2 separate regions of the Homo sapiens genome follow, and region 1 is linked to region 2. Evidence: chromatin contacts called from ENCODE Hi-C or POLR2A ChIA-PET data. All regions are on one chromosome and are shown on one strand. Each heading gives the region's core, a stretch centred on a gene start or an enhancer-like site at or near the end of the contact. The rest is flanking DNA. Distances are from core to core; before and after follow the strand shown. Region 1 holds the start of YAF2 (YY1 associated factor 2). Region 2 has its middle 170 kb from the start of LINC02400.

The links. Hi-C counts contacts between places; a loop is a spot of excess contacts on that map. ChIA-PET counts read pairs that join two places held with the same protein, here RNA polymerase II (POLR2A). Pooled maps may share reads with other maps.
Region 1: a pooled map shows a loop between it and region 2 (2.1-fold over the local background). The contact joins the promoter of YAF2 here to the enhancer-like site in region 2. A Hi-C loop is called at or near these places in 2 of 50 pooled maps. POLR2A ChIA-PET finds 5 or more read pairs at or near these places in 2 of 52 experiments (PC-9 and WTC11).

What each region holds. Positions count from the first base shown.
Region 1 is chr12:42,236,915-42,241,404 of GRCh38, reverse strand. It overlaps YAF2 (YY1 associated factor 2), which reads left to right and starts at 3,157. Exons shown (of 4, transcript NM_005748.6): 1 at 3,157-3,250; 2 at 3,681-3,806. The coding sequence starts at 3,225. LOC124902920 (a long non-coding RNA gene) reads right to left here and starts at 2,960. Exons shown (of 2, transcript XR_007063279.1): 1 at 2,678-2,960; 2 at 2,127-2,268. RefSeq lists silencers at 2,412-2,551, 2,742-2,981, 3,032-3,411, 3,512-3,581, 3,702-4,031 and an enhancer at 3,365-3,866.
Region 2 is chr12:41,930,442-41,934,631 of GRCh38, reverse strand. No RefSeq gene overlaps it. Among named protein-coding and RNA genes, the nearest start is that of LINC02400, 170 kb to the right of the region's middle. Within about 2 kb of position 2,056, at least 18 of the 41 ENCODE cell types and tissues checked have a DNase peak (open chromatin) inside an H3K27ac peak, as active enhancers do.

The sequences.
Region 1 (4,490 bases), core at 1,908-4,407, 310 kb before region 2:
ACTGTCTCCACGTAAGCCTAGTAGGGGCAGAGATTTTTTTTTAAGAGAAACACCCATAAATGGGAGGCAGTTGGTATAGTGCAAGGGCATATGATTCTGTGCTCCACAAAAACTAGGTTCCTGGTTCATCGACAAGGATGTGTGGAGTTGTAAAGTTCATTTTGAAGGATAAATGTTAATTCTGGCATTTATTGACCATCCACTGCATGCAATATGCCTAACAGTTTGTAAATCCCAATATGAAAGAAAAAAATCTCATTCAACAATTGTAACACAAGTGAATGTATTGATTATTTAGTTTAGAAACAGGGTCTTGGCTTTGTTGCTCAGGCTGGTCTGGAACTCCGGGGCCCAAGTTATCTTCCTGCCTCAGCCTCCCAAGTAGCTGGGAATACAGGCGCGCGCTAACCTGACTATAAGTGGATGTATTTATTCTCAGAATATTTATTGAGTGCCCACTATGTGTCACACTGTTCTAGGGGCTGGAGATGCAGCAATAAAGGCAACAAAAGTTATTGTGCTTTTTGTTCATGATTCAGAGGTGCGGCTTACTTTTTAGTGAGGGAGGTTACAATCTAGTGAAATGGTGATTTGCAGCATGGGGGATTTTTAGAGTGCTTGATTTAGTTTCCTTTTTATTTAAAAATACATTGTTGCCATCACTTTTGCAAGTAGAGCAGTTCTTGTCAGTCTATTTGAGGATCCATCCAGTTGAGGCATTTAAAAACATCACAATGCCTTAGACTTGCAAGGGACCTTAGTTGTGATAATAGTTTTAACTCCTTTATTTTACATATGAAAAAAACTTAGCTGAGTTTACCCACTGCATTACTGAGAGGTTAAAGACTAGGCCTTAAATCTGGTTCTCTTGTATACGTGCCTCAATCATACTCCTCATGGTTCCTGGTTTCCGAATTTGGGTCTGAATCATGAGAAGCTACATTTGCAAAAAGTACAGATGGTACAACGAGTTTAGAGACTGCTATGTAAATGGAGTGATTTGGTTAATCAGAAAGAAGATGCGGTGAAAGACCAATAGGATACCTGAGCTCTAACCCTGGCCTGCTCATCAAAGAAAAACCATTTAACCTGGGCCCTAATTGCCTTGTCTTTAAAAAGAAGGGCTAGACTACGGATTTACAATGGCTCGACTTACGATTTTTCTACTTTACGATGGATTTATCGGTGTACCAAATGCATTTTCAATTTACAATATTTTCTATTTAAGGTGGATTTATCGGGAAGTATCCCCTTTCTAAATCGAAGAGCATCTGCAGTCGATGAGGCCATGTGCATAGTACTTTGAGTCCTTTAAAATATGCATCTATGCGCAGGGATTTACAAAGTGCCTGGCACATAGTGCTCAAAAAAATGTTATTTATTTATTTACTTAGAGGCGGAGTCTCGCTCTGTCGCCCAAGCTCGAGTGCAGTGGCACGATCTCGGCTCACAGCAACCTCTCACTCTCGGATTCCAGCGATTCTCCTACCTCAGCCTCCCGAGTAGCTGAGATTACAGGCGCCCGCCACCACAGCTGGCTAATTTTTGTATTTTTTAATAGAGATGGGGTTTCGCCACGTTGGCCAGGCTGGTCTTGTGAACTCCTGACCTCAGGTGATCCGCCCGCCTCGGCCTCCCAAAGTGCTGGGATTACATGCGTGAGCGACCGCAACCGGCCAAAAAATGTTATTATTAATCGCACAACAATCTCATATAGATGCAATTCAGAATATGAAAACGTTGAGAATTACAGAAATTAAGCAATACTTCCAAGGTCTATCAGCTAAGAAACAGGAGAAGCAGGCTGAGAATCCTGGGCTTCTGACTGTATTATTTCCTATGTAGTTTAGCTATAAAATTATTTTACATGAATTCGGACTTGATGTAAACCTAGAAAGATGGACAGAAACAGCACAGTTAAAGAGGGATATACTTTATGCAGAAGTAACCCATGTGCATGAAGGAAGGGTTCTGGTAAGGGAATGAATTTCATCTGCACTCTTTGTCAGGAGGCAGCTTTCCTTATGGGAGAGGGAGGCAGAGGTAGGGAAAATGTGTGAAGCCTTTGAATGCCAGGCTAAGGAGTGTGGGCAAGTCGTTAGTGGTTCTTTATCAGAGTGGTGGCATAGTATTAACAGCATTTTATTATTAATCTGGTTGTGGATTACTGAATACATTGGGGAGGTAGAAGTGGAGCTTCGGAGACCAGTTAGATGGCTGTTGCTGGAGTCTGGAGTATGAGGACCTTTAGTATGTTGACGTAGAGACCTGGGAAGGTGTTCTTTTGTTAGCAGACAGCGTTGAGGGGACATGCAAACTCCTTATATTTAAAAAGGACTTATGAGTATATAGGGGTTTCTTTCAAAAGCAGCTACTGCAGAGGCCTGAGAGGCCAAAAGGGCGCGTTTGGAATTAAAACAGAGTTAGACTCTTGGCTTTGTCATTTTCTAATTATATAGCCTAGAGGAAGTCACCTAATCTCTCTTGAGTCTTGATTTCAATTCCTCTAAGTTAGGGTTGACAATCCCTACTTGTTAGAGCATCTGTGTGCATAAACCAGACAGTGCTTTAAGGCATGTAGCAATGGCGCTGCGTGTTGGTTCCCGCCTTCCCCCCGGTATACTGCAGGCGGGGGCTGGGTAGCTAAGGACAGCGGAGGCCAGGAAAGTCGTTCTACCTGGAGATCCCGGGCTGGCACTTCTGTCCAGACCTGGACAGGCCTCCGAACGCCGGCCGGCCCTACCTTGGACCAGGCTTCGCACGGGATGACGGAGCATCCCCTGCCAGTCGGTGGGACAGACGTTTTCCTCCTCAGAGGGGCTCTGGAGCGCGAGGCAGTCCCCGGCAGCCGGGGGTACCAAGGGGGCAACGGGGGAACAGCGCGGAGAGGCGGCGCCGGCGCCCGAGGCAGCCGCGGCCACCGCGGCCACCCCCGCACCGCCCGCCGGCTAACTCGCCGCGGGTGCTGGGCCGCGCTGGCCGCGTTTGAAGTCTCCGGCGCGGCTGCTGGTTGGCCGGCGAGGGTCACGTGCGCCCAGGCAGGAGTTTCCCCGACAGCTGGAGGCTGCGTGGGATCCGGCGGCGGCTCCCGAGCGCGGCGGTGCGGCCTTCCCCGCCCCCTCCCTCCCTCCTCCCCCGCCCGCTTCCGCCCGGCTTATTATCCTCCTTATTGACAAACAGAGCGGTCGCGGCGGCGACTCTCGGCGTGCGGTGATAGCCAAGCCATGGGAGACAAGAAGAGCCCCACCAGGTAACAGCGCCCGGGCCCCGGGGCCCGGACTGTGCGGGCGGCAGGGCCCTCGTGCAGGGCTTCGGGTGGCCGCCTCGCTAGCCGCCCGGGCACCGGGGCGAGCACGGGGGCAGCGCCGCTGGTGTGCGAGTGCTGCCGCTTGAGGGGGCCGGCGCCGGCCGCCCCACAATGGAGCCGCGATGGCGGCGGCGACCGGAGCGGCCGCCCGGGTGTCAGAGCGGCTGTGGCGGCGGCGACTGCGGCCGCGCTCGCGCCCTGCCTCTTCCTGACTCCCTTCCCCCTCAGCCGGAGCGCGGCGCGCCGAGGGCCCGCGGGGCGGGGGTCGCAGAATTGGGGCGGGGGGCGGGGCGGGGGCGGCCGCGGGGCCCGGGCACCGGGCGCGGCCTGCTGGTGACCCCGCGCCGCGTCGTGTCCGGGTTGTGTCCTGCAGGCCGAAGCGGCAGCCGAAGCCGTCCTCGGATGAGGGTTACTGGGACTGTAGCGTCTGCACCTTCCGGAACAGCGCCGAGGCCTTCAAGTGCATGATGTGCGATGTGCGGAAGGGCACCTCCACCCGGTGAGTCCCGGGCCTGCCCCTCGCGCCGCCGGCCGGCGGGGTGGCGACCAGAGGACGCCCTTGCGGCTGCCGCCCCCTCCCATGACACTGGCGGACCCGGCGGGAGGAGGCAGACGGAGGTGGCTGTGGCGATAGGAACTGGGTCACATTGATCGCAACCCAGGCGATGGTTTGCGGTGAGGGGTAATTGAAGAGGCTGTAACGTTTTTTGCTGCCAAGAGAGAATAAATTATTTAAGGGAGGCATTAGCTACTGCGATTTAATTCGTATCGCTGGGTGTAATGCCCCTCTCCCCATTCTGGGTATAAAAATGTTGGCTGCATTGTTGTGTTAGTGTGTGGGGATCAAGGAAAACCCATAAAATCTCTTTAGGAGCAAAGGATGTAATTTAATTTCGTTCCTAAAGAAAGAAAAGTATCTGATTGCAGAATACACAATATATTAAAACTTATTTTTCTACATGTACTTCTGGAAGGGTCAGATCAAGGTTTTATTTAGTGTTTTTATTCCAGTACTCTAATATTTTATAAATAAGTAGTTGGAGATGAGCCCAGTCACAGGAACAGATTTTTACTGAAAGTACCTTTATATCTTTAGTTTGATTAAATGGCAGTCTCTTAGACAAATGAGATGAAAAGATCTCTGCCTATTTTCAGACTTTATTTATTGTAAGCTTGCAGTATA
Region 2 (4,190 bases), core at 807-3,306:
TTAGGAACCTCCATACTGTTTTCCACAATGGCTGCATCAATCTACATTATCACCAACAGTGTACAAGAGTCCCCCCGCCCTTTTTTCATACCTTCTCCAATATTTGTTATCTCTTGACTTTTTGATAATAGCCATCTGAGAAGGTGTGAGGTGATATCTCATAGCGGCTTTGATTTACATTTCCCAGATGATTAATTATATTGAGCACCTTTCATATACTTTTTGGCCACTTCAATGTCTTCTTTGGTGAAATATGTATTCAGGTCCGTTGCCCATTTAAAAAATTGGGTTATTTGTTTTTGTGCTATTGAGTTGTATGAGTTCTTCATAAATTTTGGATATTAACTCCTTATCAGATATATGGTTTGCAAACATTTATCCCAATCTGTAGGTTGCCATTTCATTCCGTTGATTGTCTTCTTTACTGTTCAGCTTTCTAATCTGATGTAGCACCATTTATTTATTTTTGCTTTTGTAACCTTTTTTGAACTTTTGGAGTTATATATTTAAAAAAACAATTATTGCTGAAGTCAGTGTCAAGGGGCTTTTCCCTTACGACCTCTTTTAGGAGCTGTATGTTTTCAGGTGTTTGCGAATAGGGGAGAGAGACTGAACTCAATTTTTCTGAAACAAAAGGTAGGAGAGTTTTTAAACACAGAGTGAGCTAGCAGAAAAGTATTGGTGGACATTGGGGATGGGGGAATTGTCAATGTGATTAGGTCATCACATTGTGTCTGCAAATAGTTGCTTATCAAGTTAGGCTCCCATGCTCCCACAGAGACTGAGAGATAGGAGCTCTGTCCTTTCTTGATGATTGTGTTTCAAAAGGATGACTCCCAGGTCCTTGAGAAAGGCATTCCTGGGTTGTGAAACTGGCAGGAGGCTGGGAGAAGATTTACATCTCTAAGGGGCAGAGAAAGAATTTATAATTGCAAATTTTCTAAAGTAAATGCTCCAAGGAAAGGGAAGTCAGGGGCTATAGTCAGGAGGAAATCTGTCTAAAGTTGAGTAGAGCTGAAGGGACTGTTAAGGACTTCTTGGTCAGTGTGTGTGTGTGTGTGTGTGTGTGTGTGTGTGTGTGTGTGTTTCTTTTCAACTGACAAGGCTCAATAAAAATTAACAGAGGCCTTTCCTCTTCAGGGCTCATCTGTTGCATTTCTGGGGTTCTGTTGGATGTTAGAGGGTGGGTGGATGGCCCCATGGAGCAGATGGGAGGCAGCAGGGTGAGGAGGCCAGGAGAAACATTCCTAGGTGGAAAGCCTCTGGGATTATGATGGGTCTCTATGTAAACTGCCCGTGCTTTGATTCTCTTCCTCCAGTAAAAAAAAAAAAAAAAAAAAAAAAAAAAAAAAAAAAAAAAAAAAAAAAAAAATTTAGTTCTTAAATAAATTACACATTTTGTAATTACAAAAAACAAAAATAAACAGATAATTAATTAAATAATAAATGAAAGAAGTGCAAAAATCATCCCCTTCCCAAATCCCTGCATGATGTGAGTTTAAAAATCAACTGCATACAGGTACCCACCTCCAAGCTCTCCCTCCCTCTTTATAAACAGCGCTGGAAATATCCAGGAGACCTGGCAAAAAATCGAATTTTGCCATACAAATAAACAATAAGCTTCTTCTGCCTGTGAGAACCTGCCATCCTAAAGCACAAAGGAACCAGGCCGGGACAGATGCACACAGACTCCATGCAGTCGCGGGGGCGTTCAGGAGCATTTTCCGTCTACTGATGCTTGAGGGACTGGGCCGGCTGGGCCCGGTGCGCGCAAAGGTGTAGTGCAGGGATGCCAGGTGGGCGTGCTGTCGGCAAGGAGCCCGTAATGGTTGTAGTTAAATTGGGGAAGTGATGAAGGCTAATTAAAAAGCACTTAGGCTTGGAAAACAGGAAGCAGAACTCCGCGGCGGGGAGGCGACAGCGTGGCCGGCCCGGCGCCAGCAAGAGTCAGACTGCTGGGAGGGTGGGGGCCTCGCCAGCATGGGCGCCGGGCCAGCGCTCCCAGCCTGCACCGCCGTGCGCAACGGCGACCCCTGGGCAGGGGCGGAAACGCCCGGCTCTGCAGCCTGCCCAGCGCCGCGCTGCTGCTGGTTTCCTCTTCCTTGCAGATTGTGTTCAAACCCATTGCTAATTGTGTCAGTAAACAACAGACACAATTTTCTCTTTGCAGAGAGGTTGGGCAGCGGCGTTTGAACGTTGAGCAAAGCCTTTCCATTCACCTGTAAAATAGAATCAAAGGCTGGACGCCGTGGCTTACGCCTGTAATCCCAACACTTTGGGAGGCCAAGGTGGGAGGATCGCTTGAGCCTAGGAGTTCGGCCTTGGCAACATAGCAAGACTCATTTTCTATAATACAAAAAAATAAAAAAATTGGCCGTGTGGGCTGGCTCGCACCTGTGGTTCCAGCTGCTCGGGAGGCCAAGGTGGGAGGATCAGCTGAGCCCTGGAGGTGGAGGCTGCAGTGAGCCGAGATCCCACTAATGTACTCCAGCCTGGGCGACAGAGCTGAGGTAGGATTAGAGGTGGTGGTGTCAGAAGCTGTTGAATGATGGTGATGGGGGCGATCACAAAATTCTGACTCTTTGATTCTGAGTTTGGTTAGTATGCTAGCTTTTATTTTTCAGGTCTGATTAGTAGCTGAGTGTGTGCCAACTGATTTCCAGACGCTGACATCCTGTTTCATTAGCTTTTTTTTTTTTTTTTTTTTTTTTTTTTGAGACGGAGTCTCGCTCTATCGCCCAGGCTGGAGTGTGTGGCGCAATGCAACCTCTCTCTCCCGGGTTTAAGTGATTCTCCTGCGTCAGCCTTCCGGTAGCTGGGACTGCAGGTCCGCACCACCACGCTGGGCAAATTTTTGTATTTTCAGTAGAGACGGGGTTTCGCCATGTTGGCCAGGCTGGTCTTGAACTCGTGGTCTCAAGTGATCCGCCCACCTCAGCCTCCCAAAGTGCTGGGATTACAGGTGTGAGCCACCGCGCCCGGCCTCCAGTAGGTGTTTTGAGGTTTAGGGTGCTGAGTTATGAACTACTAGACTAGTGGGATGCCCTCTTCCTTGGGCACCTTGGAAAATGCTGTCATTGCTAGGTAATTAGAGAATCTACTTGACCAAATTCTCTGTACAAGGCCCAGTCAAAATGATCATATTCTAGTTTTTATGAATACACCAGTGAATTTTAATCTTGTCAAGCAAACAAAAAACAAACGTATTTTTGGGGTATCAACTACATTTCTTTACTAAAAGCTCTGAAGTTAAAGATAAGCAAGCCTTGATTTTCCACTGGGAAAGCCATTTGGAAATTTACCATTTACATACATGTAGCATCTCGTTGGACAGAGATATAAACCCTGATGTACTTTCAGAAATCCTGTAATACTGTAAAAATGCTGTAAAGACCACGGAGAACATTAAACATACGAATCCAGAAAGTGAAAGTAGATTATGAGGCAGACTTTTAATAAGCATATATTCAAGTAATCTACATGAGGGCAGAGTTTTTGCCCATTGAATTCCCTGCTTTATCCCTAAGTGGGTCTGGAACAATGTCTGGTACGCAAAAGGAATTCAATTAACATTTTTTGAGTAAGTGAACGAAGTCTGTGCTTATCTCTAAGGTAGTTACTTAAGATGCAAGAATCTTATTTCAATAATGGTGTTATCGTTCAAACTATTTTTCAGAAGGAACTTTTCTTTAGGAATTTCCTTTAATACTAGTCCCATTCCTTTACAGCCATATTTTGATTTTTACATCAAATCAATGCATTCTGAGTGAAAGAGTTTACGTGTATTATTTATCAGACATAGAGCCAAATCACTTTCTCAGTTCATTCTCAGAGGCTGAATTTACCATCCTGAAGGTTATTAAAGAATGCCATAGGCGCTAAAGGCAGGTCTTCAAGAGGCATGCCAAAATGTTTGCATTAATAAAGCTTCATTGCAAAAAGTGTCTAACTTCCTGAGATGAATACCTTGAAAGGAATAGAGCTCATCTGATTTTTTCTTGTGTGTTTGATAGAAAATCAATTCCATTACTCATATTTATATTATACTCCTGGAAAGAGCTTAAGTGCTTTTGATTGAGTAAAGAAAGAGGGATAAGGATTGTTTATTCTTTACCACTACTCTTCCAAAGATTTTAAGCTAGCTGAGAATAGAAGCTATTTCTTCCTATTGATTAAATTTCCATTCTCTT